Regions from separate parts of the Mus musculus genome. Here regions 1, 2, 3, 4, 6 and 7 are each linked to region 5. The links are chromatin loops, found by intact Hi-C in ENCODE. Cell type or tissue: heart. All regions are shown on one strand. Region 1 has its middle 36 kb from the start of Gm36199. Region 2 holds the start of BC004004 (cDNA sequence BC004004). Region 3 holds the start of Gm36486 (a long non-coding RNA gene). Region 4 has its middle 12 kb from the start of Gm36199. Region 5 holds the start of Gm26885 (predicted gene, 26885). Region 6 has its middle 21 kb from the start of Fgd2. Region 7 has its middle 6.7 kb from the start of Gm41556.

The links. A loop is a pair of places that touch in the nucleus more often than their neighbours do. Peaks named below come from ENCODE experiments on the same cell type or tissue, not always from the same donor. Only the 100,000 strongest peaks of a DNase experiment are listed, where the experiment ranks them.
Region 1: a loop joins it to region 5, with 6 times the contacts of the local background. A loop is called at or near these places in 32 of 42 quality-filtered maps.
Region 2: a loop joins it to region 5, with 2.3 times the contacts of the local background. A loop is called at or near these places in 7 of 42 quality-filtered maps.
Region 3: a loop joins it to region 5, with 2.9 times the contacts of the local background. A loop is called at or near these places in 16 of 42 quality-filtered maps.
Region 4: a loop joins it to region 5, with 4 times the contacts of the local background. A loop is called at or near these places in 14 of 42 quality-filtered maps.
Region 6: a loop joins it to region 5, with 4 times the contacts of the local background. A loop is called at or near these places in 32 of 42 quality-filtered maps.
Region 7: it touches region 5 in a loop (2.0-fold over the local background); 2 of 42 quality-filtered maps call a loop at or near these places.

Annotation. Positions count from the first base shown.
Region 1 is chr17:29,396,325-29,400,324 of GRCm38, reverse strand. No RefSeq gene overlaps it. Among named protein-coding and RNA genes, the nearest start is that of Gm36199, 36 kb to the left of the region's middle. In heart, a CTCF peak has its summit at 2,050 (motif pointing right); DNase peaks (open chromatin) are centred at 884, 1,504, 2,054, 3,234 and 2 weaker places; H3K4me3 peaks cover 2,139 bases; H3K27ac peaks cover 3,794 bases.
Region 2 is chr17:29,266,622-29,270,621 of GRCm38, reverse strand. It overlaps BC004004 (cDNA sequence BC004004), which reads right to left and starts at 1,834. Exons shown (of 9, transcript NM_030561.3): 1 at 1,620-1,834. In heart, a CTCF peak has its summit at 1,869; DNase peaks (open chromatin) are centred at 1,681 and 2,552; H3K4me3 peaks cover 1,878 bases; H3K27ac peaks cover 2,173 bases.
Region 3 is chr17:29,434,935-29,438,934 of GRCm38, reverse strand. Gm36486 (a long non-coding RNA gene) reads left to right here and starts at 1,356. Exons shown (of 2, transcript XR_876726.3): 1 at 1,356-1,672. The region is part of intron 1 of Gm36199 (a long non-coding RNA gene); the gene reads right to left. RefSeq lists an enhancer at 3,577-4,000. In heart, no CTCF peak of the experiment used is centred here; DNase peaks (open chromatin) are centred at 384 and 1,524; H3K4me3 peaks cover 2,220 bases; H3K27ac peaks cover 3,653 bases.
Region 4 is chr17:29,420,587-29,424,586 of GRCm38, reverse strand. No RefSeq gene overlaps it. Among named protein-coding and RNA genes, the nearest start is that of Gm36199, 12 kb to the left of the region's middle. In heart, CTCF peaks have their summits at 2,079 (motif pointing left) and 3,049 (motif pointing right); DNase peaks (open chromatin) are centred at 396 and 1,226; H3K27ac peaks cover 1,746 bases.
Region 5 is chr17:29,491,281-29,495,280 of GRCm38, reverse strand. It overlaps Pim1 (proviral integration site 1), which reads right to left. Exons shown (of 6, transcript NM_008842.4): 2 at 3,850-3,956; 3 at 3,711-3,761; 4 at 3,250-3,616; 5 at 1,383-1,559; 6 at 1-691. The coding sequence ends at 534. Gm26885 (predicted gene, 26885) reads left to right here and starts at 3,737. Exons shown (of 4, transcript NR_168683.1): 1 at 3,737-4,000. In heart, CTCF peaks have their summits at 2,350 (motif pointing right) and 3,928; DNase peaks (open chromatin) are centred at 2,470 and 3,310; H3K4me3 peaks cover 3,571 bases; H3K27ac peaks cover 3,250 bases.
Region 6 is chr17:29,379,909-29,383,908 of GRCm38, reverse strand. No RefSeq gene overlaps it. Among named protein-coding and RNA genes, the nearest start is that of Fgd2, 21 kb to the right of the region's middle. In heart, CTCF peaks have their summits at 2,042 and 2,241 (motif pointing left); DNase peaks (open chromatin) are centred at 2,268 and 3,468.
Region 7 is chr17:29,047,633-29,051,632 of GRCm38, reverse strand. No RefSeq gene overlaps it. Among named protein-coding and RNA genes, the nearest start is that of Gm41556, 6.7 kb to the left of the region's middle. In heart, a CTCF peak has its summit at 2,286 (motif pointing left); DNase peaks (open chromatin) are centred at 602, 1,412, 2,342 and 2,692; H3K4me3 peaks cover 612 bases; H3K27ac peaks cover 969 bases.

The DNA of each region.
Region 1 (4,000 bases), 95 kb after region 5:
TTCCAGGAATGGAAGTCAGACCTTCCTGCTTAGAGGCGAATACTCTACAGACAGAACCATCTCCCTGCTCTTGTTTAGTCTGACCTCAAACCTGGTATGCGAGCAAGAAAGGCCTTGAATTCCTGAGTTCTCTGCCTCCATCTCTCAAATGTTAAGGTTATGAGCATGTGGCTCCTTGCTTGGTCTTTTGGGGGTGGGGGGATTTAATTCTGTAGCCCGGGCTGGCCTCCAACTCACAGTACCCCCCCCCCCCAGGTCTCGAAATCAGCTCCTGAGATTACAGGAGTGAGCCACCCTGGCCGAGACTCTTTTTTTAGTTTTGTTTCGAGACATATGTTGCGGGCCTGGCTCTTGCTATGTAGACCAGGCTGGCCTGTAACTCAGGGTTCTAGGACTGACAGCACTCAGCACCACCACACCCTGCTTCCTGGCCGGTCGAGTTGGGGACCTGCCAAGGAGGCAAGGGATGGGGTTGGGGGAGATGGAAAGGGGCTATGAGGTGGGGTGGGGGATACTTATAGGGTGTGTTTTGAAGTCCTGTTTGTATGCAGACTGGACATGAAACAGGACCTGAGCAACCTTGGCTTCCCAAGCAGAAGGGCAGCGCCGCATGCTTTGGTGTGCATCTGGGTGGCCTGTGCCGGGTGATTGCCGTGTGTGTGTGTGTGTGTGTGTGTGTGTGTGTGTGTGTGTGTGTGTGTATGTGGGTCCTTAAGTATCTTCCTTGTATTTCACAGGCAGGGTTTGGTACCATTCGGCACCTGCAAGCCGCCATCACTGCCCCTCCCACCCCCACGTCAACCTGTGCAACCTCTTCAGAAAGCAGTTTGTTTAAACACACCGAGTATTCACACCCCCATGCCCTTTGACCCAGTGAGTCCCTTTCTAGGAAGTTCCCTGGGGCGAGCCTTCTGAAATGCAAGGCAGCACTTAAGGCCTACAGCCCTTCCCTGGGGTTATTTAGAGAAGCTAAATAAATAAATAATGAGCCTGCAAGTCTGAAGCAGGAAGGGGTGTAAATCCCGCTGGCTGACGCTTTCTCCTATCTCGCTAGGGTCACTGTGTGGGCCTTCACCTTAGTTTTCCTATGTATCGTAATGTCAAAGGTCCATGCTCACTCTGCAATAGCAATTGGATTTAATGTCCCGTGCCAGGCAGACACATAGGCAGGGAAAAGCAAATGAACTTTATTAATGTTATCGCCAGGTATCGCACACGTGGGATCGCTGTAATTCCGGAGGCAGGAGCAGGAGGATGACAGGTTGGAGGGTCTCTTGATCTTTAGAGCAAATTCCAGGGCAGTCAGAGCTATGGAGTGAGACCTTGTCTCAAAAGTACCCCAAAAAAGGGCAAAAAGGGGCTGGCAAGATGGCTCAGCGGGTAAGGCAGGTAAGGCTTTTTGCCACCAAGCCCGAGTTCGATCCAACGAACAAACACCCCCGGGTATGTGCATGAAGGACTGCAGGTATGGCTGCTGGTTAGCATGCATGAAGTCCAGATGGCAGACCCCTTGCCAAGTGAACCCAGTATTGGTGGTGAATACGGATCCCAGCATTTAAGGTGTGGGCCAGAGGGTCGGAAGTCCCAAGCTAGTCTAATTACTGGGACTGTGTCTCAAAGAACCCCCAGCGAGTTTTGTTTACTGCAGGGGTTTAACCTCAGCCTTTTGAATACCAGGCACGCTCCCTGCCACGGAGCTACTGGCCCGGTCCTGAAGTGATTATTCACCAAACACTGGTTTGGGGTGTTAATATCACCTTTTTTCTTTTTCTTGTTCTTCTTCTTTTTTTAACTTTTCCGACTTGCACTGCGGCGCGCTGTATCGTCGGCCTTGCACTGTTTTTAATGATAATCTGTTTAAAGTCTAATATTGAAAAGGGAAAGGAAAGAGAAAGGAAACGTGAATTCCCAGAAGCAAAGGCCCAGGCTGATAGGGGGAACTGATCCACCCGCCCGTTCCAGGGAAACGCTGCAGCCACGTGGATCGAAGAGGCCGGCCATCTGCCTGGGCCCGCGCCTGGGTCCACCTCTTCCCTGCAGGGCCCGTAGGGGGCGGGGCTGGCCATGCTGACAGATGTGGCGGGAAAGGGTGATCGACCCTCCTCCATTTCCTTCCGCCCAGGCTCCTGGTGGAGGGGGGAGGTGTCTCCTCCCCAGGGACCCTTGCTGCCCTGGGGTGTGCCCATCTGTCTCCTTGGCCTCCATCCGCTCCTCGCTGGAGGCGACTGCTGTTTGCCTGGTGCAAAACCCTGGCTTTCCTGGGACTGTTAGCCTCCTGTGGTTCTCACCCGGGTCCGCCAGAATCACAGCAGCACCAGGGCCACCCAGGAACTGGATGGAAACACAAACGCACACACTCCACCCCAGATGCAGCCAACCTGCAGCTTGGGAGGTGAGGCTGCTCAGATGAAATCTAACAAGCCAGACAGCATCCCTCCCCCCACCCCGCCCCGCCCCCGTTTTAACTTAAAGAAAAAAGCTAAGATTATTTATGTGATTGTGTGTGTGTGTGTGTGTGTGTGTGCATGTGAACGACACACATGCCGGAGCTAATGGAGGTCAGAAGGTGTCAGATCCCTTGGGATTGGAGTTACAAGCTATTGTTAGTCACCACGTGGATACTGGGACCCAAACCAGAGTAGAAGTGCTTTTAAGTATAGACCAGCCTCTCCCTGAGCCTCTTTTTTGACTCTGGTTCTCATATAGCGCTGGCAGGTTTAGGAACTGATTGATGACTCTTAAGTCTGTCTCCAACTTCTGAGGGATACAGGACCATTCAAGAGTACCTACCCCACAATTGAATACCACAACCTCACTTTAGGGATTATCATGACCCTCTTTCATTAATAATAATAATAATAACAATCACAACAACAACAATACACAGACAGTAATTAAAAATACACACAAACAAGCAGAGCCAGCAATAGGATTCTGAGGCCATGCTCCTTAACCTCTGTGCCCAGAGCTGCCCAAAACTTAAGAGGTCCTGTTGGGTCCCCTCAGGTCTGGCTTTAGACTAACATGGCTTAATCGGCGTTTGGGATGGGAGGCACCAGACCCCTGGTTGTTTGATAGGAAAACCAGAATGGCCTGCCCTACCCCATCCTCCCACCTCCGTCCAGGAGCCCCCAAGCAGCCCAGATACCCTGTGGGCTCTGTGCCAGCTCAGTCCTCTCTATTCCTGACAGCAAGGGAGACTTTAAGGCTGGACCAGCCTGCAGCAGAGGCACACAGCACCACCTGCTGGCCAGAAAGTAGCACTGCTGGTGTCAAGGAACAACCGAAAGGACCCGGGAGACACCATACTCAGGAGGACTATGGCAGGTGCTCATGTCCACACGTGGCTGTCTGAGCCTGTGGGCAGGTGGCACTCTCAGTGCCAAGGCCTTGGAGACAGAACTACACTCTTCCCCTTATCTATGTATTTCCTCATCAGTATGGCGCTATGCCAGGCCCACACTGGGTGCCACCCGTGAGACTTCAGGCAAAATGATAGGTGATCTCAGGTTGGCATGAAATGGATTCTGGATGTAGCCAATCTCTCATTTGGGCTGACGCTAGAAATCTGTCTAGAAAAGATTTTTTTTTGTTTGTTTTGTTGTTGATTTTGATACATAGTCTCATGTGGCACAAACTACTAGGCTGGTGGCCAACTCTCCCTGTAGCTAAGGATGGCCTTGAACTGGTCTGCTTCCACGAAGGGCTGAGAGGGTTTGAAGTGTGCAGTCACCAAATTTGGTGGTGGTGGTGGTGGTGGTGGTGGTGATGGTGGTGTGTGTATGTGTGTGTGTGCTTGTGTGCCATGCGCTACCAGACTTGTTTGCTAGGGGAGTGGTTCTTCCACCATGCAAACTCCACACATCAAACTCAGCTGCCTAAGCTATTTATTTATTTATCACATAGGGACTTACCAGATAGCCAACGCCCCCCCCCCTCCACACACACCACTTCTCCTTCCAAGAGCTGGGAAGACAGTCACCATGAAGGGATCTTGCTA
Region 2 (4,000 bases), 220 kb after region 5:
TGTTACTTCATACTGTGTGAAACAGCAGTTTTCAGGTTGTACCTTGCCCGAGGTGACTCCATTCTATAAAAGCAGCGTTTGGCTCTATTTTAAGTGGGAATGCAGAAGCAGGAAGACCACACCACGCCTCACTGTGCATAGGGTTCCACCACCTGTTAGCGTCTCTCACGCAGAACGGACTGACAACCACTTACTTCTAAAAGTTAATAAACAGAGTTTTCCACCTATAGGCCTATCGAGGCTGCCAGATGAGGTGACACACGCCTTTAATCCCAACACTTGGGAGGCAGAGGAGGGCTGGAGACCAGCCTGGTTTACAGAGTGAGTTCCAGGCTAGCCAGGGAGGAAAACCAAACCAAACCAACCAACCAACCAACCATAACTTATCAAAATAAATTAGAACTCTATGAACACATAAGGGTACTGAATTCACACCAGGAGATCCATTATCAAATACACTAAATAAAACCAACTTATCATATGCCCTAGAAAGTGGCAAAAATCGATCACCTTCACTTGAGCCCCATGAACACTTCTAAAGCTATAATGACAAGAGCCCCCATTGCCCGTGTAACCACGAGTGTGTTCATTAAAGGCTGACAGCAGAGAACTCCTACCAATCTCTGGAGCTCAAGATCCTCCCCTTCCTGCCACTGTTGATGTGGCCACCTGTGTGTCCTTCTGGACCATCTTCCAGTTCATTCCCAAGCTCACCTCAATGGTGAAGTCTAGCTCCGGGCCTCCCTCAGCTCCAAAGCCTTCATACCTTATCATGAATACTTGTCTTTCTCTTTACATCTGTCTTCTGCTTCATGTAAGGCCTCTTAGAACTCCTGTGGCCTCTTTACCCCTTACACAGCTATTCAATAGCCTACATAGACATATAATTACTGTGGGATGTGTAGTCTCCGGTGAGAGTTAATATCACCAGTGAAGACTGGAATGATATATTCTATTTTCGGTGATGGCCAGCTGTCAAGGGAAATCTCGAAATCTTGGCAAAATTGCAGCCAACGAAACCCAGTTTGTGAATCTGTACTTCCATTGTGAAAGACATTGTGCCTGGCACTGTGAAAAGACAAACGTGTCCCTTTATGTTTCTGACATAGCATACTCACGACACATGGCTTGCAAGGTTTAAGTCTTAAAATGCAAGGAAACACTAGGCAGCTTATTTTTCTCGTACTGGCAGGCGATTGACTGCAAACGGGTCAGTGTGCCATGCCACGTTCTGAGACGCCAAGTTTATCACATTAAGTCCACATTAAAATAAATAAAATTAAATTAAGTACTTCCTCCTTAACATTTGGGCTAAGATGTCTAAGAAGGGGCCATTCAGGGGTGACGCTAAGGCATCTGTGACAGGTTGGCAAGCGGGGTCAGGGCTTTCGGACACGGCCGCCACGTCTGCGAACCAAGTTCGAGCAGTGTCGGACCCCGTCACCCTCCCCGCGGAGCCTCGGGAAAGATGTCAGAGGGGATCTGCCCCGGGGAGCGGTCGGGGGTGCTGTCAGTCAGCAGAACGCGGACGGGAGCGGCGAGGAGGGCGGCGCGAGGCAGCGGCGGCCGCGGAGGGCGGCCGGCCTCCCCCCTCCCGGCCTCGGGCCCCAGTCACTCACATGCGGGCCCGCGCCCTCTCGGGCTCCTCCCGCCTCGGGGACAGCAGCCGCCGGGCGAGGAGGGTGGGCCAACAACTTCCTGCTTCCGGCAGCGCGACCCGGAAGTGGTTCTCGCGCCGCCGGCCAGGGCTGGAACACAAAGGAAAAGCTCCTTGCGCCCCAGGTTCCGAAACAGATCTGGCGAGGTCGCGGGGCGCGGGGCGCGGGGCAAATCTCGCGGTATCTGAAAAGCTTGTGCTCTTGCTCCCCCTGACGTCCAGATGGCACTACTGCGCCTTCTCAGTCGTAGAAGTCTCAAAATATTAATAACAACAATAATAATAATAATAAAAAAATTTTTTTAGGGGTCCGGACTCATTGACTCAATTCATTCCCATTTACACTTGGCTCACTCGTTTGTATCTATTGACTGCTGGTTCTGTGGTAAGCATCACTAAGCACTGTACTCTTAGGAAACTGCTTCAAGAATTATATATTGTAACATGAACATTCTCACAACACCTGACCATGAACCAGCCAAACAGGTTTATGGAGCTGGTTAACTGACTGCAGGTTTCTCTCACAAATAGGGAGTGGCAGTCAGCAACTGTTTGTATATGTGTGTGTGTGTGTGTGTGTGTGTGTGTGTGTAGTATGTGTACGCTTCTCCATGCACATAAGTGTCTTCAGAGGCACCGGATCCCATGGAACTGGACTTACAGACAACTGTGAGCAGAATGATATAGATTCTGGGAACTGAACTCAAATTCTTTGGGAAAACAGCTTTCTGAACAGCCAAGCCATCTCTCAAGCCTCTATATCAGAACCTTTAACTGATTTCTACCCGGGGACCTGAAACAAAATGCTGGGCTCAGCCCTGATGCTATAACTCAAAAGCCATGGTGACTGTGAGATGGGGTCAGATGAACCAGAGCAAAGACTCCAGGCCACCAGGCCACTCTACGCTCTCCCCATACAGGCACAAATAAGTCTCCTTTCCTGACACCCACTACTACCTGTACCCTCAGCTGACATACTAAGCCTGCCAGAACTGACTTTGTTTTTAACCCCTTAAAATGACAGTTACACAGGCTAGAGAAAGGGCTCCGGAGTTACAAGCACCTGCTGCTCCAGAAAAAGACCAGAGTTCACTTTCCAGCACCCACACAATGGCTTAGAACTGTCTGTAGCTGCCGGGCAGAGTGAGTTCCAGGACAGGCAGGGCTATACAGAGAAACCCTGTCTCGAAAAACCAAATAAACAAAAAAACAAAAAAACTAAAAAGGAGAATATATGGAGCCTAAATTCATCTATGGTGGCCTTGGAAATTCTCAAAGTCCCCTTTTCAGAACCTCACCGAGTGAGAGAACTGGGGTTAGCAGAGTTCCCATCACTTGAAGCTGCAAGGCAAAGAGAGACAGGTGAGACTGCACTGAAGAGGTACAGTTCTGTTTCCCTAAGGACACCAGCTTTACAGAGAACAGTGACGATCAGAGTGGCAGCCTCCTTAGATGACAGGCTGGAAGAGAACAGAGAATGTCTTTAAGAATTTAGGGCTAGCCTTGCAGTGGTAGCGCAAGCCTTTTATCCCAGCACTCGGGAGGCAGAGGCAGGCAGATTTCTGAGTTCAAGGCCAGCCTGGTCTACAGAGTGAGCTCCAGGACAGCCAGGGCTACACAGCGAAACCCTGTCTTGAAAAACCAAAAAAAAAAAAAAAAAAAAAAAAAAAAGGTGTTTCACAGACTGGGCTGCTTTGGGGAGTTTCTTTCCAAGGCATCTCTAGCTGTTCTCTTGAACAGGGCTGGAGGGGGGAAGGGCTGGAGAGATGGCTCAGCAGTTAAGAGCACTGCCTGCTCTTCCTGAGGTCCTGAGTTCAATTTATGGTGGCTCACAACCATCTGTAATGGGATCCATTGCCATCTTCTGGTGTGTCTGAAGAGAGCAATAGTGTACTCATGTACATATAAAAAACAAAAACAAAAACAAAAACAAACAAACAAACAAACAAAAAACCTTTTAAAAAATCTGGGGGATTAAACCTTATTGATGATGTCTCCCAAGAAGAGACATTTACTGTTCCGAGCTAGGAACAGAGTGTAGATGAATCTATTCTACCTTCTGTGGCAGCATCACTCGGTAAACATTAACTGGGATTTGCCCAGAAAAAGAAAAGCAAAGAAACCAAGACCACACATAGCCAAGCAGTGGTCAGGGACACTCACCTATGATGCTTTGGGTGGACTCAGGAATGAGCCCCCATGATGTCAGAGGTAACACAGTGACAGAGACCTAGAGCCCCATGTCACCTTCAACTGTCTGTTAGTCTTTTAGGGACCTTGACTCAGGAGTCATGAATTGGATATAGCAGAGGTTTTCAGGCCTAACTAATTAAAAGCTGAGTT
Region 3 (4,000 bases), 56 kb after region 5:
AACCTCGGTCGTCTGCAAAAGCAGCCGCTGCTTTTAATTGTTGAGCCAGACGTGAAGGGACCATAAGGTGATTCTGCAATTCTGTCTCTTTAAGACCCAGGGCTCCCATGCACAAGGCAGCCTGCAGGATCTTCAGAGATTCCAGGGAGGGGGGGGGGATTTGAACTGAAAGTGCTGACAATCAAAAGACCTCATCCTTTTCTGCTGGCCTCAGTGGCTCTGCCCCTGCTCCGCCCCCTCCCCCCCCCCCCCATTTATTTATTGCAATGCTGTTCCCAGCCCCGCTGCTGTGTCAATACTGATAAAAGCAATCGTCCTACAAACAGGTGCAGCTGGGAAACGCCCCTTGGACAGCTGCCAGGGTAATATGATCACTCAGCTGGGGTGACCTGCCTCTGCCCAGCCCCCTCTTGGGTTCCAGTGAAGGCAAGTGTCCTTGGGCGGTTCCTGTGCTCTGAAGGTCCAGCCTGGCATCTCAGTTGGCATCACAGGACTCGTTGGGGTGGGGTGCGTGTCGTTGTCGTTGGAATGGGGTGGGTGTGCACCGGAAGGAGCAAGGACTCCGAGGATTCTCTTTCAGTTTCTTCAAATTAGATAAACCAACTCTGCCTGCAAGTATTTGGCTTTTTTCCCCCCCAAAACATCACTGGCAGGTATTTCTAGATAGGAAATATTTTTTTAAAGTGGGGCTGTGACCGAGATCAGAATAAACTCTATGCATGTACGTAAATGTCATGATGAAATATTTACTATTATGTATGATTAATATATGCTACTTAGAGCCGGGCGTGGTGGCGCACTCGGGAGGCAGAGGCAGGTGGATTTCAGAGTTCGAGGCCAGCCTGGTCTGGTCTACAGAGTGAGTTCCAGGACAGCCAGGGCTATACAGAGAAACCCTGTCTTGAAAAACCAAAAAAAAAAAAAAAAAAAAAAGCTACAAGAAAAAACAATATTAGTGAATTCGAACAGTAAAAGACAAACGGACAAGTCAGTATTGGGCCAGGTTCCAGTTCCCGCACTTAGGAGGTAGAAGTAGGTGGATTTCTCTGAGTTCAAGGCCAACTTGGTCCATATAGCAGCCAGCAAAGGCTGCATAATGAGACTCTCAAAAAAAAAAAAATTCAGTGTTGTTGTTTTTTTTCCTCAAGCCACGAGTTTCCAAATTCCTACCAATGACCTGACCCAAAAGGCATTTTCTGAGTACCCACCATGGCCACGCTCCCGGATTACCTAAATAAACATTTATAAGCCATCCTCCCTTATCCACAACGCATTGGGATGCTACCAGACTCTGGTTTGAAAGATTATATTTCACCGCCCCTCCCCCCACTTGTGCCCCCCCCCCCTGCCCCCAGCACACTTCCCCTGGTCTCCTGGGTACCAAGCCTCTCCGGAAATACCCTGGCTGGGCGGGTAGCCGCTGCTCCCAAAGGACGCAGGCCGTGACAGGGCTGCGGGAGCTGAGCCGCGGGGCGGGCCAGGCCGAGGACAGGGGCGGGCGCCCCGGCTGTCGCATGTCGCAGAGTTGCTCGTGGGAGGGAGGAGGTTGCTATGCAAATGGTACGGCCTACGGAGGCCCCTTTACCCAGGGGCCCTCCGGTTGCCAAAACAGACCATTCCCCGAGAACAGTCGCCTGGAAACGGGCGCTGTCATAGCAGCCTCAGGGTAACGGTGAGCCAGTCTTCTGCCAGGAGGTGGTGGGTCACGATGTGCAGAATTCAGCATCGTCTTTTCCCTTCCCACCAGTCTCCACCTCGGGGAAGGGCGTGGCGGCTCGGCCTCCACCAGCGAGGAGGGGGCAATAATTGGATTGGAGAGCTTCAGAAACCCATCAGCTGCTCCTCTCTGGGGACCGGGAGGCAGGCGGGAGGCTGGCTGCAGAGTGTCTTTGTGATTGGTCTCAGCCCCTCTCTGCCCTGCAGCCCGGTCCTGACCTGGTGTGGCTGGGCCTTGTCGGTCTTCCTAGGTCTAGAACAGCAGTGCGAGCTCCCTGTAGGCCACGGGAGGCAGACATCCATCAGATAATCAGCAGAATGGAATTAGGCTCTGATGGGAAATGTGCCTGATGCTGAGGAGATCTGACCCGGGTCTGAGGGGCTGGGAAGACGGGTGGCCCATGGTCACCAGTCGATGCTTATTTATTTCATTCTTTCAAAACCTGTCTACTATAATTTATGCTCATGTCTGGGTGTGTATATGGATGTATACATGTGGGTGCAGGCCGGCCAGAGACTAGATTCCCAGGAGTTGCTGGGAATTGAACTGAGGTCCTACGCACTTTGCTTTGCTTTTTTTTTTTTTTTTTTGGTTTTTCGAGACAGGGTTTCTCTGTGTAGCCCTGGCTGTCCTGGAACTCACTCTGTAGACCAGGCTGGCCTCGAACTCAGAAATCCACCTGCCTCTGCAGAAATCCACTTGCCTCTGCCTCCCGAGTGCTGGGATTAAAGGCGTGCATCACCACAACCGGCTTTTTTTTTTTTTTTTTAAGAGAGGGGAAACATACACATTTTATTAAACACATACATGGTTTTTTTTGGGGGGGGCGGGGCGAGACAGGGTTTCTCTGTTTAGCCCTGGCTGTCCTGGAACTCACTTTGTAGACCAGGCTGGCCTTGAACTCAGAAATCCGCCTGCCTCTGCCTCCGGAGCGCTGGGATTAAAGGAGTGCACCCCTAGGCCAGGTGCTTGCTTTTTTTTTTTTTTTTTTTTTAAAAAACCTCTTTCACCTCTTTAGTTGCTAGGACTTTTAGTTTTAGTTTTTGTTTTGTTTAATACACAGTCCTATAGAGCCTTGACTGGCCTAGTACTCACTCTGTAGACAAGGCTGATGTCAAATTCACAGAGATCCACCTGCCTCTGCCTAATGGAGGGATTAAAAGTGTGCACCACCACCAAACTGGATTTTTTTTTTTTTGTTCCTCTGTGTGGGCATCAGATCCCCTCAAGCTGGTGTTAATAGTTGTAAGGCCCCTCATGTGGGTGCTAGGAATCAAACTCTGATGCTTTGCAACATCAGCAAGCGCTTTTAACCCCAGCCCCACCAAGCACCCTCAACTCCCTCCCACAGCGCCACAGAAGGGCAGGTGTGGTGCTTCCGGCCTCTGAGTCCAGCAAGATGTAGGAGGATGAAGAGTTCAAGGTCATGCTCAACTACAAAGTGGGTTTGAGGTCAGCCTGGCCTATAGTAGACTCTGTTGCAATGATATAATTAAGCCATTCCATATATGTAGAGGAATAAGCCAAGCCACAATTTGTGTGACATTTGTCGTGTCTCATGAGCCTCAGCGTCCTTTGATCAACTTTCCTGTGCGTAGGGTTTTCTGACTTCATAAATCCCACTTCCCCAAAGTAAAAGAGAAGAATTTTTACTTTCCCAGAAACCCTTGCAACTAAAGCGTAGGCATGAGACGTAGAGTCCACCCATAGAGGCACACCCATGAGGTTTTGATCTGAAAAAGGGCAACTGAGTAGAAAGGTACTCTGCGAAAGGAACTTTGGGAGCCTGGGTCTCAAGAACAGTGGGAAGGATGTCAGGTCATTGAGTAGTCCAGATGCACCACAGCTGGGGCAAGATGGGTAAGGCAGGTTGCAGGTAAGTCCTGTAGACCGGCTGGCCTTGGACTCACAGAGGTAAGCCAGCTTCTGCCTCCGGAGTGCTGGGATCAAAGGTGTGTGCCATCGCTCCCAGAGAAGATTTCTTAAATGTTTGTGTGTGTCTCTGCACATGTGTGCAAGTGCCCTCTAAAGTGAATCCTTGGAGCTGCAGCCCCAGGCAGTGGTGGGTGATGGGAACTGGATTTGGATCCTACACAAGGACGTGTGTGTGTGTGTGTGTGTGTGTGTGTGTACATTTATATATGTATATATATATATATATGAATGACCTCTGAGGCCCAGGTGCAGCGAGCGTTGCTTGAGGTGAGGTCAGCTGGGGACATGGAAGCCAGCTCTAATCATTTAATCATTGGACTACAACCCTTACTCAGCTGTACTTCAGCA
Region 4 (4,000 bases), 71 kb after region 5:
AGGGGTATGGGGATGTGGGTTCGGAGTATACAGTTGTAGGGGGTGGGAGTATGCTGAGGGGATAGAGGTGAGGGAGAAGCAGAACCACCGTGCTGAGGACTAGGGTTTTGGGGGGCTGGGGGACATGATCAGCTCCAAGTACTCATGGTATAGTTCTCCTGTGTTTCCTCAGCATGTTCTAGAAAAGACCCATGATGGGACTTTCTAGCAGTGCTGGGGTTTTGAACTGCCCTGAGAGCTAGGGTAGGCTTCCGGGTGACTCCCTACATCAAGGGTTCCATTTGCAACAGTCTGACACTCTGTATGGATGGTCCAGCCAGTGTCCCAGGCACTTGGGAGAAGATGGCCTTTCTGAGCTGGTATGGACAGATCTCTATATTTAGCAGTCTGGAGGCCTTCCAGAGATGCTGGCCCTCAGGATGCTGGGAGGACTCTCTCTCTGTCCCTCTGTAGTAGCCACTAGTCACAGGTGCTTCAATTTTAATGTATACATGCCAGGTGTGAAGGCATAAGCCTTTAATCCCCCTGCACTCAGGAGGTAGAGGCGGGAGGATCCCTGAGTTCAAGGACAGCTAGGGCTACACAGAGAAACCCTGGCTGGAGAAACAAAGCAAAACAAAAAATTACTAAAGCAACTTTAATTGTTTTTGTTTGTTTGTTTTTATTCTTTTGGTTTTTTTTTTTTTTTTTTTTTGGCAACTCAAAATGTAGACCAGGCTGTCCTTGAACTCAAAGATCCACTTGCCTCTGCCTGCCAAGTACTAGGATAGCGCAAAGTTCAGTTTTGTTTTGTTTTTTAAAGATTTGTTTGTTTGTTTGTTTGTTTATTATAAGTTCATTGTAGCCACCATGTGGTTGCTGGGATTTGAACTCAGGACCTCTGGAAGAGCAGTCAGTGCTCTTAACTGCTGAGTCATCTCTCCAGCCCCAAACCCAAAGTTCAGTTCTTGATGGTACCAGCCACCCAGGGCTGGACTAGCTGGTGACTTAATATTAGGCAGGTACGGGATATTTCCATGGGCTCAGCAGACTGCCAGGCAGTGCAGTTCTGTAAAGGTGAGGGGAAACCCCAAGTGGATTTGTTTGTTTATATTCAGAGTGTTCTTTGTAGGGGCTGGGGCAGCAAGAGGAAGGCAAGGAAACCTGGCAGGCCAGTGTCCTCTGCTTGGACACAGAGGGAGGCTGGGCGTGGGTAGAGCTGGGTCAGGAGAGGTGCTGGCTGGCAAAGTGAGCTTCAGCGTGCCAACTCTGGGCCCAGATAGGACAGAGGTGGGAAGGAGGGGTGGAGGCGTCAATGTCAGAGGACAGAGCTGCCTGCAATGAGCCGTTGGGTAACAAGAAGGCCCTGGGAAGAGATTCCAGAGGTCCTGGTTGCAATATATCGTTATCTGACCTGTTTAATCAGGGACTCACTTGTGCCCTTCTGTTCTCAGATACAAATTCCAAATCCGAGCTGCAATTACAGGATATTATTGTCTGGATACAAGTGCTGACTGGAAGCATTGTGGGTGGGTGCCAGGCCCAGATCCGTGTACACCATACACTGGTATGTTGTGAGCCAGGCTCTGCAGGTGGGCAGGATCTCTAGGCATCCCAGGTACCATGTGTGTGGGGATGTGTATGTGTGAGCTCTTTCCTCGAAGGCTCACTGAAGCAAGCCTGACCCCAGAGTTAGAGGTTAGAGCTAGGTGTGGAGACACACAACTGTAATCCCAATGTGGCTGAGCGAGGAGGACCAGGAGTCCAAGGCTAGTTAGTCGTGGCTGCATAACCAGGGAGGCTTGCCTGGAATACAAGAGACCCTGTCTCAAAAATAAAAAACCAACAGCAAGGTTCTGCCGCCTCAGGTGTCAGTTCTTTGTGAAGGTGAAACAGACGTCGAAACGTGTTCATTACATTTGATTTGGTGTTTAAGCTCATTTCCTGGATTTTTTTTTAAGCTAGATTTGTATTAAGATGAGTTAGGGGCTGGAGAACGGTGGCAAAGGATGCTTGCTGCTCTTTTCTGAGAACCTTGTTTAGCTCCCATCTCTCACATTAGGCAGCACACAACAGCACCCTCTTCTGGCTTCTGAGCATGTCTGCACACACGTGGTATACACACCCCCAAACACAAACACACATACACAAAAATAACTTTCAAAAATGTTTGCAAACACTTTTTTTTTTTTGAGTTTCTCTGCATAGCCCTGGCTGTCTTGGGACTTGCTTTGTAGACCAGGCTGGACTCGAACTGACAAATCCACCTGCCTCTGACTCCCAAGTGCTGGGACTTAAGGCATGCACCAATACTCCTTGAAACCATTATTTTAATTTAGGCTTTGTTGGGAAATAGAATGTATCACAAGATAGTGTTTAGGAAGTCAATTGAAGGTGTGGTGGCGCCACACAGAGAAACCCTGTCTCGGAAAAACAAAAACAAAAACAAACAAACAAAAAAAGTGGGGCGTGGTGGCGCCCACCTTTAATCCCAGCACTCAGGAGTCAGAGGCATGCGGATTTCTGAGTTCGAGGCCAGCCTGGTCTACAAAGTGAGTTCCAGGACAGCCAGGGCTACACAGGGAAACCCTGTCTCGAAAAACCACACATCCAAAAAAAAAAAAAAAAAAAAAAAAAAAAGGAAGCCAATTGATCTGCTGCATATTGGTTTATTTGGAATATTATATTCCCATCCAGCTTATTTTTATTTCATTTGAGGTACAATACATAAACAGAAAAAAGCTAAAATCTTGCCTGCCAGGCAGTGGTTTCACACGCCTTTGATTCCAGCTCTGGGGAGGCAAAGGCATGTGGATCTCTGAGTTTGTGGCCAGCCTGATCTACAGAGTGAGCTCCAGGACAGCCAGGGCTACACAGAGAAACTCTCTCTTTAAAGACTATAAACAAACAAACATCTAAAGAAAAAGAAAAAAAGAAAAGAAAAGAAAAAAAAGCCTACCTTTTTTATAATGCCTACTTGACACTTTTCTTTTTTTCTTTTTTTAAGCTTTAATTATTTTATGTATGTGAATACACTGTCGCTGTCTTCAGACACACCAGCAGAGGGCGTCAGGTCCCATTACAGATGGTTGTGAGCCACCATGTGGTTGCTGGGAATGTGCTCTTAATCACTGAGCCACCTCTCCAGCTCACTACAATCAATCAATATATATATATGCATATATGCATATACGTGTGGTGCCTTCAGCCCTTCAGAGTGCCAGCTAGTCCTAGGTGCCTGTAAATTTCCCTTCCCTGCTTCCTGCTTCTTAGGGCATTCTTCCCTACCCGAGGCAGCTGCTGCTCAGACTTCCACCGGCAGCTAGCTTTGTCTAGACTTGAACTTCATAGAAGTGGGGACATACTGTGTGCACACCACATGTCTGGCTCCTATTTAAAAAAAATTAACCTTTGTTTTATTTTTATGTATATGGGTGTTTTTCTCTGTAGGTACATGTGTGTACCCTGTGTATACAGTACCAGGAAGAGTTACAGATGGCTGAGGTAGACCCGCCTCTTTGGTTTTTTAAGCCGGTTTTGTTGTGTAGGGGACCTGTGCTTAGAGGTCTGTTGCCCCAGCCTCCTGGAGCTGACACACATGGCTGGTTTTCCTCTTCTCTTTTCTTCTCTTTTCCTGCTTCCCTTCTTTCCTTCCTCCTCCTTCTCTCCCTCACTCTGTCATGTCGCCCCCCATGTAACCATGGCTAGCCTTGAACCTGAGATTTTCCTGCCTCAGCTTGCAAGTGTGTGTTCCAGTGCCTGGATTTCATGACCCGTGAGTCATGGGTGTGTGCTCAAGTGCATGAGAAAAGGAGCGTGTGTGTGTGTGTGTGGGGGGGGGGGATGACAGGGGCTCACTTTGCAACCTCTGACTGACTTGGACCAGCCCCAGTCTGTCCTGGAACTAACAGAGCTCTTCCTGTCTCTGTTTCCTAAGTACAGGGATTCAAGGTGCATAACACCACTCCTGGCCTTGGTTTTTTTGGAATGATGACACAGGGCCTCATGTAGTCCAGGGTGG
Region 5 (4,000 bases):
GGGGGATGGGAAAGGAGAGGAGAGGAAGGAAGCAAAACCCAGGCAGAGTTTGAGAAGCAGCAGGTAAGAGGTAAAGTTCAAGTATTTCTCCCAGCACAGGCGGAGTCCCCACAGAAGGCACTCAGGAGTTGGAAGAGGTGACAGGGACTTAAATATGGTGCTAGTTTTTATCCCACCCCCCAGACTGTTTTCCTCTCCCCCCCCCCCCCCCCCCCCCGGCCCATCTTGGTGACCCAGTCTCCATGGTGACTAAAGTTCCATCGACAGGGCTCTGATCCACTCCCACCCCCAACCAGGGATGGATTCAGGGGAGCCCAGCAACACTAGACGCTGAGTCTGGGGGCGGGGCGCGCAAAGAGGGGCCCAGGACCAGTGAAGTAGTCTCTTTCCCTTGTGGGAGGCTCCTCCAGGGACCTGGAGTCTGGAATGAGTTGTCATTGCTGTCCCTGCATCGTCACGCAGGGTCCTGTTGGGAGGCCAGAAGACAAGCTCTCCCTCCCTGGAGGGTCTGACAGACAGCAGCAGAAAGGCTGCTACTTGCTGGACCCCGGTGACAGACTGTGCAGATGGATCTCAGAAGCTGCCTGGGGCAGGAGGTCACCCTGCATCCATGGATGGTTCCGGATTTCTTCAAAGGAGGGCCGATCTGATGGTCTCAGGGACAGGCACCATTTAATAAGGTGCTGACACTCTGCAGAAGGCGGGGCAGACAGAGGTTAAAGATGACTCAACTTGTTTTTGTAATGCAAAGGTCTTCTTCCCCAGACCTACAAGTCTGGGGTTTTTAAAGAGGCACGGTACTTTTTATACCAAACACTGCCCGGTGGGAAAGAACGGATACCGAAAGCCTCCAGCAATCAGCTTTCAGTTAAAAAAGTGCCTCCCCTCTTAAACCTGTGGTTTCAGACTTCAATAGCTCGGGCCTTTCCCATGACACCCACTCACTAGAAATAGGAAGGATGACAAGGGTTTTGATGAGCCACCAGTGAGCAAGATGAGGTGATTCAATTCACCTACCTACCTCACGCCTTCCACTGACACTATCCGGAACCTTCATTTTTTTTTTTTTTTTTTTAAACTTTGTTTAGAGACTGGGTCTCTGCTGGTACTTAGATTTTACAGGGTCTGGGGGTTGGGGTGGGATGTATATAAAACTTGTTCCAATTTGAGCCCAAATGGAGTACTCTGACCCAGTGAAAACCCACCATCTCTTGAGTCCCAGCAGTTGGGGGTCAGAGGCAGGCTAAGGCCTTACTCTCCCCCAAAGAAAATGAATAAATAAAAATAAAAAGGTGGATAGGAATACTCTCTCACTCTTGTAATCCCCAAACCAACCCTGAACCAGGGTTTGGGAAGGATTGGGGGTGTCTGAGGGAAGTTACCTGAAGAGACAGTTTGCCTGAAGAACACTTGGCCCTTGATGATCTCTTCATCGTGCTCAAACGGAATATCTCCGCAGACCATGTCATAGAGCAGGATCCCAAGGGACCAGACAGCTGCCGACCTGCCGTGGTAGCGATGGTAGCGAATCCACTCTGGAGGACTGTACACTCGGGTCCCTACCAGCAGAGGGAATAGAAAGAAACCAGCATTAGCAAAAAAAAAGTTAACAAAGCAGCTAGTCTGAGCCGCTTCTTTTAATTTTTTTTTTCTCCTCCAAAGTTTCTCTGTGTAGCTCTGGAAGTGACTCTGTAGGCCAGGCTGGCCTTGAACTCGGAGATCTGCCTACCTCTACCTCCCAAGGGCTGGATTAAAAGCAAGAACCACCACCTCCACTAGGTTTTCAAATATTTTTTAATAAAGACACTGCCTGGCTCGGGTTTGGTGGCACATGCCTTTAATCCCAGCTCTCAGGAGGCAGACAGGCAGATTTGACTTTAAAACAACCATATTTTTTTTTTCTCTCCATCTCTGCCTCTCTGGTCCAGACAGAAAATGAAGAAATGATATGGTAGCTCTCTGGGAGCCCAAAAACCCTAAACCCAAATCCCTTACACATCGGCCCAAAGACAAATAAAGCCACCGAAAAGCTCAAGTCTAGAGGCCCCACTCAGTGGGTTAGCCTTTAACTACAAGGACCCCAGGGCCCTGCCACACCAGTCTCATCTAGACCGGGCCCAGGTGAGGGCCTTTATACACAACTAACTCAGGGTGTGCTTTCCTCCGGGTTCTATGCAAGCAAGGCATAGACACTGCACTCTCCCACTCCCTAGACTGGAAAGGTACAGTTGCAGGGCTGGTTTCAGACCACGTGATTCCTGTTTACAAACTTTGGGGAGTAAAAAAAAAAAAAAAAAAAAAAGGTGCTAGCCTCGTGGTGCTCAACAGGGGGCAGCAAAGACTTGCCCAGGGGGGGAAAAACACAGGGGAGGACTCAGCCAGCCATTAACTGTTAAATACAAAAAACGCAGCCCAGCCCGGCATCCTCCAAAGAAATTCAAACCACAAGCCAGAGTCACAAGTTTTGAAAGGCCATAGTTTGTCCGGGTGAGCCACTCGGATCGTGACCCACCCTCGCGCTTTGATCTACTATTCCTGCCCTCCACTGCTGAAAGAACGCGATCCAAGCCCCTCCCTATGGTAGATAGGTTTTCATCCTCCCAGCGGAGACTCCCAACTAATTTTCAAACCAGCAACAGATCTTATTTCACAACATTCATTCCAGGCCTCGTCACCCCACAACACCCCCAAGTGGGGTGAAACCGCGGCTCTTATTCCTTTACCCTCAAAAGCAAAACAAAACAAAACAAAACAAAACCCTGCAGTTCTAAGAACTACCTTAAAACTCCCCCACAAAACAAAACTACAAAAGAAAAAAAAAAAAAAAGAAAAAGAAAAAGAAAAAAATCAGCACCAATGTCTCCCGCCACCAACGGCTCCACCTCCTACTGGAGGGAAAAGTGGGTCATACTTTAGAAATCTGGGCTACAGCCGGCTACCCACGACCTCTTATTCACCGGGAAAGCATGGAATTTAATAAATTCCTGCTGAAAAGAAAAACAAGCAAACACCAGCAGCAACAACAAAAACAACAACAACAACAAAACCCCAATCACGCCAGAAATGTTGCAGGTTCGTTCAACCAGCTCGAAATCCCCGGCTGTACTATGCCGGGAAGCTCGCCTCTGCCCCACCCCTGCCAGCTCTGAGCCAGGCGGCCCAATGACCTTTACAAAGGGCCGGAGCCGAGGCCGCCAGAGGCTTCCAGGCCGGCACCTTGGGCAGCTCCCTCCCCGGGGCCTGGCTCACCATCAAAGTCCGTGTAGACTGTGTCCTTGAGCAGCGCCCCCGACCCGAAGTCGATGAGTTTGATTTCGCCGCGGCTCAGGTCGATTAAGATGTTCTCGTCCTTGATGTCGCGGTGGAGAACCCCGCAGTTGTGGCAATGCCGCACGGCCTCCAGCACCTGCCAGAAGAATCCTCGGGCCAGGTCCTCCTGTAGGGCTCCTCGTTCGGTGATAAAGTCGAAGAGGTCTTGCACCGGTTCGGGCCTCTCCAGGATCAGCACGAAACTATCGGGCCTCTCGAACCAGTCCAGAAGTCTAATGACGCCCGAGAAGTCCGAGCTCACCTTCTTCAACAGGACCACTTCCATGGGCACTCGGGTGCCATTGGGCTGCAGAGTGAGGGCGAGGGTTAGCGCGCCGGTTCCGGCACGCCCGTCGCCACCCACCCACCCATGAGAGGGTCTCTGGCTCCGGCTCACTCACCAGTTCTCCCCAATCGGAAATCCGGTCCTTCTCCACGTGCTTAATGGCCACCTGGAAGAAGACCCCCGAGTCTCCATCAGACCCTCCTGCTCAAAGCATCCCTCCGCGCGCCCTCCCCGAGGCGGCGTTGCCCACTCACCGGCAAGTTGTCGGCGACGCGGATGCCAGAGTAGACCGAGCCGAAGCCACCGCTGCCCAACAGCGGGCCCACCTGGTACTGCGACTCCAGGGGCTCCTTCTCTTTGCCTAGGAAAGAGGCACGGGACACTCAGCGCGCTCGACCCACGCGG
Region 6 (4,000 bases), 110 kb after region 5:
GGGAAAGGGGGACTAGGAAGCTGGTCAGGGAGCCTCCCAGAGGAAGGCCATTAAGGCAGGGGTCTCAGTCTATCAGGGGACGTGCCAGAGAATCTCTGCTGAAGGAGCCACAGGCACAAAGGCCCTGGGGGTGCATCTGGGAGCCTTGGTGATAGAGAAGGTATCTTAGTCAGGGTTTCTATTCCTGCACAAACATCATGACCAAGAAGCAAATTGGGGAGGAAAGGGTTTATTCGGCTTACACTTCCAATACTGCTGTTCATCACCAAGGAAGTCAGGACTGGAACTCAAGCAGGCCAGGGAGCAGGAGCTGATGCAGAGGCCATGGAGGGATGTTCTTTACTGGCTTGCTTCTCCTGGCTTGCTCAGCCTGCTCTCTTATAGAACCCAAGACTTCCAGCCCAGAGATGGTCCCAGCCACAAGGGACCTTTCCCCCTTGATTGAGGAAATGCCTTACAGCTGGATCTCATGGAGGCATTTCCTCAACTGATGCTCCTTTCTCTGTGATAACTCCAGCTGTGTCAAGTTGACACAAAACTAGCCAGTACAGATGGTTATCTTTTGAGAGGTGACCCAGGGGCTAGATCGAAAGGGCCTAGTGACCCACAAAGGAGGAGTCCATCAGACAGATTTCTAACCTGACACCACTGTAGATGGGAACCACCTCCTGACACACAGCTTGGTCACTTTTCTATTGCTGTGATAAAATATCATGATCAACACATATTTTTTTAAAGATTAATTTATTATTATATCTAAGTACACTGTAACTGTTTTCAGACACACCAGAAGAGGGCATCAGATCTCATTATGGATGGTTGTGAGCCACCATGTGGTTGCTGGAATTTGAACTCAGGATCTTCGGAAGAGCAGTTGGTGCTCTTAACCACTGAGCCATCTCTCCAGCCCAGCCCACTCAACACATCTTTATAAAAGAAAGGATTTATCTGGGTTTACAGTTCCAGAGAGAAAGAATCCACCATCACACCATCAGAGCAAGGAACTATAGCAGCACTAAGCAAAGAGAGAGAGAGAGAGAGAGAGAGAGAGAGAGAGAGAACTGGGGATATCGAGGGGCTTTTGAACCTCAAAGCCCACCTCCATTGACATATTTCCTTCAGCAAGGTTGCACTTAAACCTCACCAGGGTCACCAACTGGGGACTGAGTGTTCAAACGCCCGGCCTGTGGGAGACATCTCATTCAAACCTCAACAGTTTCAGAATTAGAAGGAGTCGTGTGATCAGGTTTGGTATTAGCACCGACACTCAGGGGTTAAACCAGCGTCATGGCTTAGAGCCAGGAGCAGCGTGGGAATGTGGAAGAGAATGAGCAAGGGCTCCCATGGAATCCATGCTGACCTGGAAGCAGGCGGGCTTAGGGCGAGAAGGACTCCTTCTGAGGAGGGGGTGATTTGGTTCAATCGGGAGAGAGTTGTCCGCCATGCACATCTCTGTGATCCAGCACTACTACATAAACGGAACACAGAGAGACAAGAGGATCAGGACTTTAATATCATTGATTTTGAGAACAGCCTGGGCACATGAGACCCAGAATCCCAGGGGATCCAGGGCCTCTTCTGGTCTCCTCCACACATGCACACACATGGTGCACATAGACACACACTCACACACATAGAAAGAAATAAAACCTTAATTAAAAAATAAAAGTAGAGCCGGGTGTGGTGGCGCACACCTTGGGAGGCAGAGGCAGGTGGATCTCTGAGTTCAAGGCCAGCCTGGTCTACAGAGTGAGTTCCAGGACAGCCAGAGCTACACAGAGAAACCCTGTCTTGAAAAAAAAAAACCAAAAAAACCCCCAAAAAACAAAAAAATAAATAAATAAAATAAAATAAAATAAAAGTAGGGGGCTGGAGAGATGCTTCCAGAGGTCCTGAGTTCAATTCCCGACAACCACATGGTGGCTCACAGCCATCTGTAGTAGGATCTGATGCCCTCTTCTGGTGTGTCAGAAGATAGCAACAGTGCACTCATATACATAAATAAATCTTAAAATAAATACATAAATTAATTAATTAAAGTAAAGTAAAGTAAAAGCTGACAAGAAGCTCACATGACTGCCTATCAGGCTATGCACAGATTCATTCAGCAGACATCCCCGTCTCCGTCTCCATCCTCAGGGGTGGAGGACCAGTCTGAGGTAACCCAATCTAGATGCCCTGCCCTAGTGGACACAAACTGTAGGGGGTTGGCGGAGGAGTGGCTCTACAGTGGGCTGGACACTAACTCCTGGGAGATGCTGCCCCCTAGTGTTAGCTGTATGTGACTCGGAAACTGTCAGTTATTGAGTGTCCTGACTCATCCCACCTTCCCCGGCCTTTCCCTTTTCATCTGTATCTGTGTGGACTCACACTGGGGTCTACGGGCTGATTTGGAGATGAGGGTGTGGCTCCGGATGGAAAGATGCTGTGCTGGCAACACAGGGCACTCAGATCACAACAAGAAGAAAAGAACAAATGGAGCCTGAAGTTCCTCAGAGCCCCGAGTGCCGGTAGCGGCTCAGACCCTTGGGCAGAAGAGTAATGTCCCACAGGGGAAGTCAGGGGGAGGTAAGCTTTGTCCAGGCTCTGACATATATATGGTCATGATCCCTTGTGTCAAGGTCCCTTCCCTAGCTGGGAACTGAACCCAGGTCCCTGCAAAATCCATCTCTCCAATGCAAAGATCGTGTGCATGTGCGCATGCGTGTGCGCATGCATGTGTGCGTGTGTGCACCCTTGGAGGCCAGAAGAGTGTTCTGGCTCTCCTGAAGCTGTAGTTACAGGCAGCTTGAAGTTGTGAGCTGCCTGCCCTGGGCTATGGGATCCTCTGCAGAAGGAAATGTCCTTCACTCCTGAACTCTCTCTCTCCAGCCCCTAAATTATTTTTTTAAAGTCAGCACAAAGCATGGGTTCCCCTGTAGCATTCCTGCATGTATTTTTCTTACTTTCTCTTTCCTCTTCTCCCTTCCTGGGTCCCCATTTCCCCATGCTGGTCCCCTCCTACCTACCCCTTCTGTTTTCTTATGTCCTGTGTTCACTACTCACTCTTCCCCTTAGGATCTCTTCTTCCTGTCTCATGGTTCCCTTTCTTGTTTTATGACCTACTTTACCCAACATATAGACATATTTATACATTTTTAAATCCAGGTCCCATGAAAGAGAGGAAACACGCCATGTCTGGTGTCCGTCTTTCTGAGTCTGGCTTATTTTGCTTAAATGCAATAACTCCCACGCATCTCATGCAAATGTCACAACAGTGTTCCTCTTCATGGCTGCATACAATTCCACTCTGCATATGTGACACATTTTCTTTATCATTCATCTGTTGATGAACATGTGGGCTGGTCCAGTTCTCAGAGATAGTGCAACAGGAAACACAGATATGCAGGCATCCCTGTGGAGTGCTGACTTAGGGTCCTGGTGTGCAGCCAGGGGGTGGCACAGCTGGGCCAGATGGTAGTTCTATTTTCAATGTTTGAGGAACTTCTATCCTGACCCGCTGAGCCATCTCACTGACTCCAAGCATCCCTGAGGGGAGGAGGGGCCAGACGGAGATGTCCATTTTATTCCCATCCATGTCTCTCCAACTCCTTCGCCCTCTTTTCTCTACCTCCTCCCCCCATGTCACTGGCTCTCCTACGCACCAGCTGTGTGACCCAGAGACAAGCAGTTAAGCTCTCTGAGTAGATGTCCTCATCTGGAAAGCAGTGGAATTCGATCATGGTGATAAAACACCCAGAGCATCCTGGTGTGGACTTGTGTGCCTTTAATCCCAGCACTCAGGAGATACAGGCAGGGGGTTCTCTGTAAGACCAGCCTGAGCTACATAGCTAGTTTCAGGCCAGCCAGGGCTACAAGGCTATAAACTGAGAACCTGGTTCAAAACACACACGTACACACAGACACAGACAGAAACACCTCACACACATACACATGCATGCACACCACACTCACACATACACCACACAAGCATACACACACACCACACACACACACACAC
Region 7 (4,000 bases), 440 kb after region 5:
ATTCCCATATATGTGAATACATACACACACACATTCACACTCACACATTCACACAACCACATAAACACATGTATATACACCCACACACATTCACACACTCACATCAACACACACATACATACATACATGCACACACACACACATAAATACACACACTCACACACACACACACTCTCCTCTCTTAAAGGGCCAGGTTCCTTCAGAGCTTTCAATTCTAACTCCCTCCTCCACCCCCTCCCTGCTTCCTGGGCTTCAGGACCAGCTCTAGCTCTGAGACACACATTAGCTTGTGATGGGAATTTTAATGCTTTCTCAGCTTCCTCTCTGACTTGGCACTTTGTGCCCACCACCTCCGAGGGGCAGCCCGGGTGAAGAGGTTCTCCAGCCACCCAAATGCCCTCTTCTTGTGTGGTTTTGATGTTTGGAAAGGGCTTCCCAGGTGAAGCCATCAGAATAACTAGACACAACAAGACGTGTGGTCTCGAAGTCACTTTCCGGGCTCCGTGACTGTGAGATGAAAGGCAGGCAAGTGTCTGCCCAGGAAATCCGAGCCGGGCAGTTCGGGGTAACAGGCGGCTTCCCGCCCTGGCTGGGGGACAGCTGCCTACAACCCGGCTGTTGACACACTAAAAAAAGAAATTCCATGGTGACCAGTAGACTCTAGCCAGCACCTGATGGAAGGCGGTAGTTTGAAAATAATCCCTAATGACACCCAAGCCTCCCCGGCCCCGTTCCCAACAAAAGGAGAAACTGGAGAAACTCCTCGAGATGGAGTTTTTTTAAGAGAACTGGGGTGCTCAGCTGCCAGAAGCCCTGGCAGAAGCTGGCTAGGGTTGGTCTCCAAGGTCACCACAATGGCAGCCCCTCAGGCTGGCTGGTGCTTTCAGACACCCACACCCTGGGATAGCCAGGGTTTGTGCTAGCCAGAGGGCAGTGGTCCCTGGAAGGCTGGGGTGGCAGAGGACTGAAAAATAACAGCTATAGCTAGCAGTGCTGTTGCCGGGCTCTGTGTGGGCTCCTCTCCCAGTCTCTCTCGTCCACAATGCCTCATGAGCACCGGTCCCTTCGTAGGACGCTTCTGAGTGTGTTAAAGCAGAGTCTTCTCCAGTCTATATGCAGGGTCTATAAAGGTGACCACAGCCTTCTACCATAAGACAGGTGGAGAAGCTGAGCCTGGGAGGGTCGTTTCTCCTGCCCACTGTATAAGAGATGATCAGGCTGTTTGAGCACTCAGTGTTGCTCCATCCCAGATCTAGGAGCTTCATGGAACTTAGCATGGGCTCTTTCTTTCCCCTGGACTCCAAGTGTAGGACCCCACCTCCTCTTCCTAAATACCTCTGGCGCCCAGCACTCTTATCTGCATGGACTTTGCCCTCTGCCCTTGTGGACCCAGCAGAAGGACTCGCTGATAAGGGGCCATTGCCCAGGTTTATAGTTTCCTCCCGCCTCTCTGGCGACACCTGAGCCTGCTGATCCCCACCCTCCACCCCACAGTCATCCAGTGGCCATCATCCACATTCAATGATAGGGGCACATCCCGTATAGCCAGTCGCCCACATAGTCTCACACACAGTTACATCACTTTTACCCAGACTTAGTCACAAGGGTACACCTCACACACTGCCAGCTACAGAAACAGTCACACATTACACTATGGCTTTACACACACGCCTATAGTCACACCTTACCTGCATGTACTCAAGAGGACATGCGTGCGTGTTCAAGCATGCACACAAGTGAGCACACGCACTCGAGCACCCACACACACATACACATAAACGTCTCTATGATAGTGAATGGGAGGGGCCAACAAGTATAGAGAAAGATTCACCTTCTAGGGCAAAAGATGACTTAGGGAGATAAGACCCTTGCCTCTTTTGCTTTGAAAACCTGATGGCCAGAGTTCAATCCCCAAAACCCACACCAGGTGAAGAGAACCACCTCCACGCCTCACACTTAAGGCCACTTAGCTGCACGGGCAAGCATGAGTGCATGCACATGCACACACTCACACACACAATCAGTACAAGTAGACAGATCTTTGTGACTTCACAGCCAGCCTGGCCTACATAGCAAGACCCAGGACAACCAGGGCTATATAGAGAGCTCTCAAATTTAAAAAAAAAAAAAAAAAAAAAAGAGAAAAACGTTTAAGGTTATTCTTAGTTTATAGACCCTCTTTCAAATAAAATATAGAACAAACGAAACATAATAAAATGGAATAGCTGTTTTTGAAGGCCTTTTTGGGATCCCTTGCTTGTCTGGAACTGTTAGCTGCTGCCACCTTGTGATCTGAGGCGGAACTACAGACTCTGTGCCCAGGGCGGGGCGGTGGCCAGCTGGTTAGACAGGCTCCTACTCCCCACACCCCCCACCACCATATGCCACCAAGACCCGTGACTGCCGTTTTATAGGTACATTCCATTGGCATAGGAAACAGCAGTGGAACCTTGGAAATCAGCGTTTGGCTGGTGCCCATAATGACCCAGGCCACTGTCATCAGTTACAGTGATGGTTGGTGGCAATGTCCTGGCATCCTGATGGGTTTCGTGAACTAACAGTGATGAAGACCCCAAAGTAGTGACTGTGACCTCTACTCTCCAAGCCACCCTTAACATCTTCTGTCAGGTCTTGGAGGTTGGCCCGGGGCACGAATCCTGGCACTGACAGGAGTGGGTGTGTCTAATGATCCCCGTCCTCCCAGAAAGCTCTTCTGAGCCCCACACTGTGGTGAGGCACCTACTATGTATCACTGTTGAGCCCAGAGCCATCCTGCTTCCTTTCCCTGTTGGTCTTATTCGTCTGGGTGTTTTATGTATGGCATGCATCATGTATGCCCCTAGAGGCTAAGAAGAGGGCTGTGAGCTGCAGAGTGGGTCCTGGGAATTGAACCTGGGTCCTCTGGAAGAGCAGCCAATGCTCTTAACCCCTGAGCCATCTCTGATTGTGCTCGTATTTTATGATTATTTTCTAAAGATTTATTTAATGTGAGTACACTGTCACTCTGTTCAGACGCACCAGAAGAAGGCATACAGATGGTTGTGAGCCACCATGTGGTTGCTGGGAATTGAACTCAGGGCCTCTGGAAGAGCAGTCAGTACTCTTAACCACTGAGCCATTTCTCCAGCCCCCAAATTTTATTATTAACTTTTTAATACTAAGTGGGTGACTTAATTCTATCACCAGGCAGTGGTTTCTATTTTCACCTCCTGTTTTGCATATTTTTTTGTCTCTTCCAGGAGGTCCCTGTGATCCCCTGCCTCATGGGCAGCCATTAAGGTAGACCCTTTGTGTGCATGTTGTCATGCCCTGTGTTTTGTAGGCATGAATTGCCATACAGCACTCTTCCCTGCCCTGTAGGCTGGCCTTACATTCCCTACATAGCTAAGAACGCTTATTGAGATTATTAAGATTTATCTTGTGTGTGTGTCCCTCAAAGGCCATAAGAGGGCATCAGACCCCTGAAGTTAGTTACAAAGCAGTTGTGAACCTCCTGACATGGGTGCTGGGAGCTGAACTCAGGTCCTTTTCAAGAGCAAGAAGCATTCTTAACCACCGAGCCATCTCTCTGCTTTCCTTTGTTTCCTCTCCTCTCTCCCTTTCTCTATGTAACCCTGGCTATCCTGGGACTCTCTAGATCTGTCTGCCTCTGCCACTGAGTGCTGGGATTAAAGGTGTGCAACCACTACCATCTTTCTTGTTTGCTTTTTTAAAACACCTTGCACTTCTGACCCCATTGCTTCTAACTCCCAAGCACTGGTATTATAAGTATGTACCATCATGCCTGGTCTCATGTGATGCCAGGGATGATACCTAAGGCCTCATGCATGCTAAGCAAGCACTCTACCAAGCCACGTTGGTAGAGCACCTTGAATGCTAATGTGTTAGGAACTGGGTCATCTCATAGTCTAGAAGGTGGTAATTTGCTGGCTCTGTTTTAATATTGGAAGTAACTATGTTTTGTGGCTGACCTGTATTCCCTAGGCCATACACACTCAAG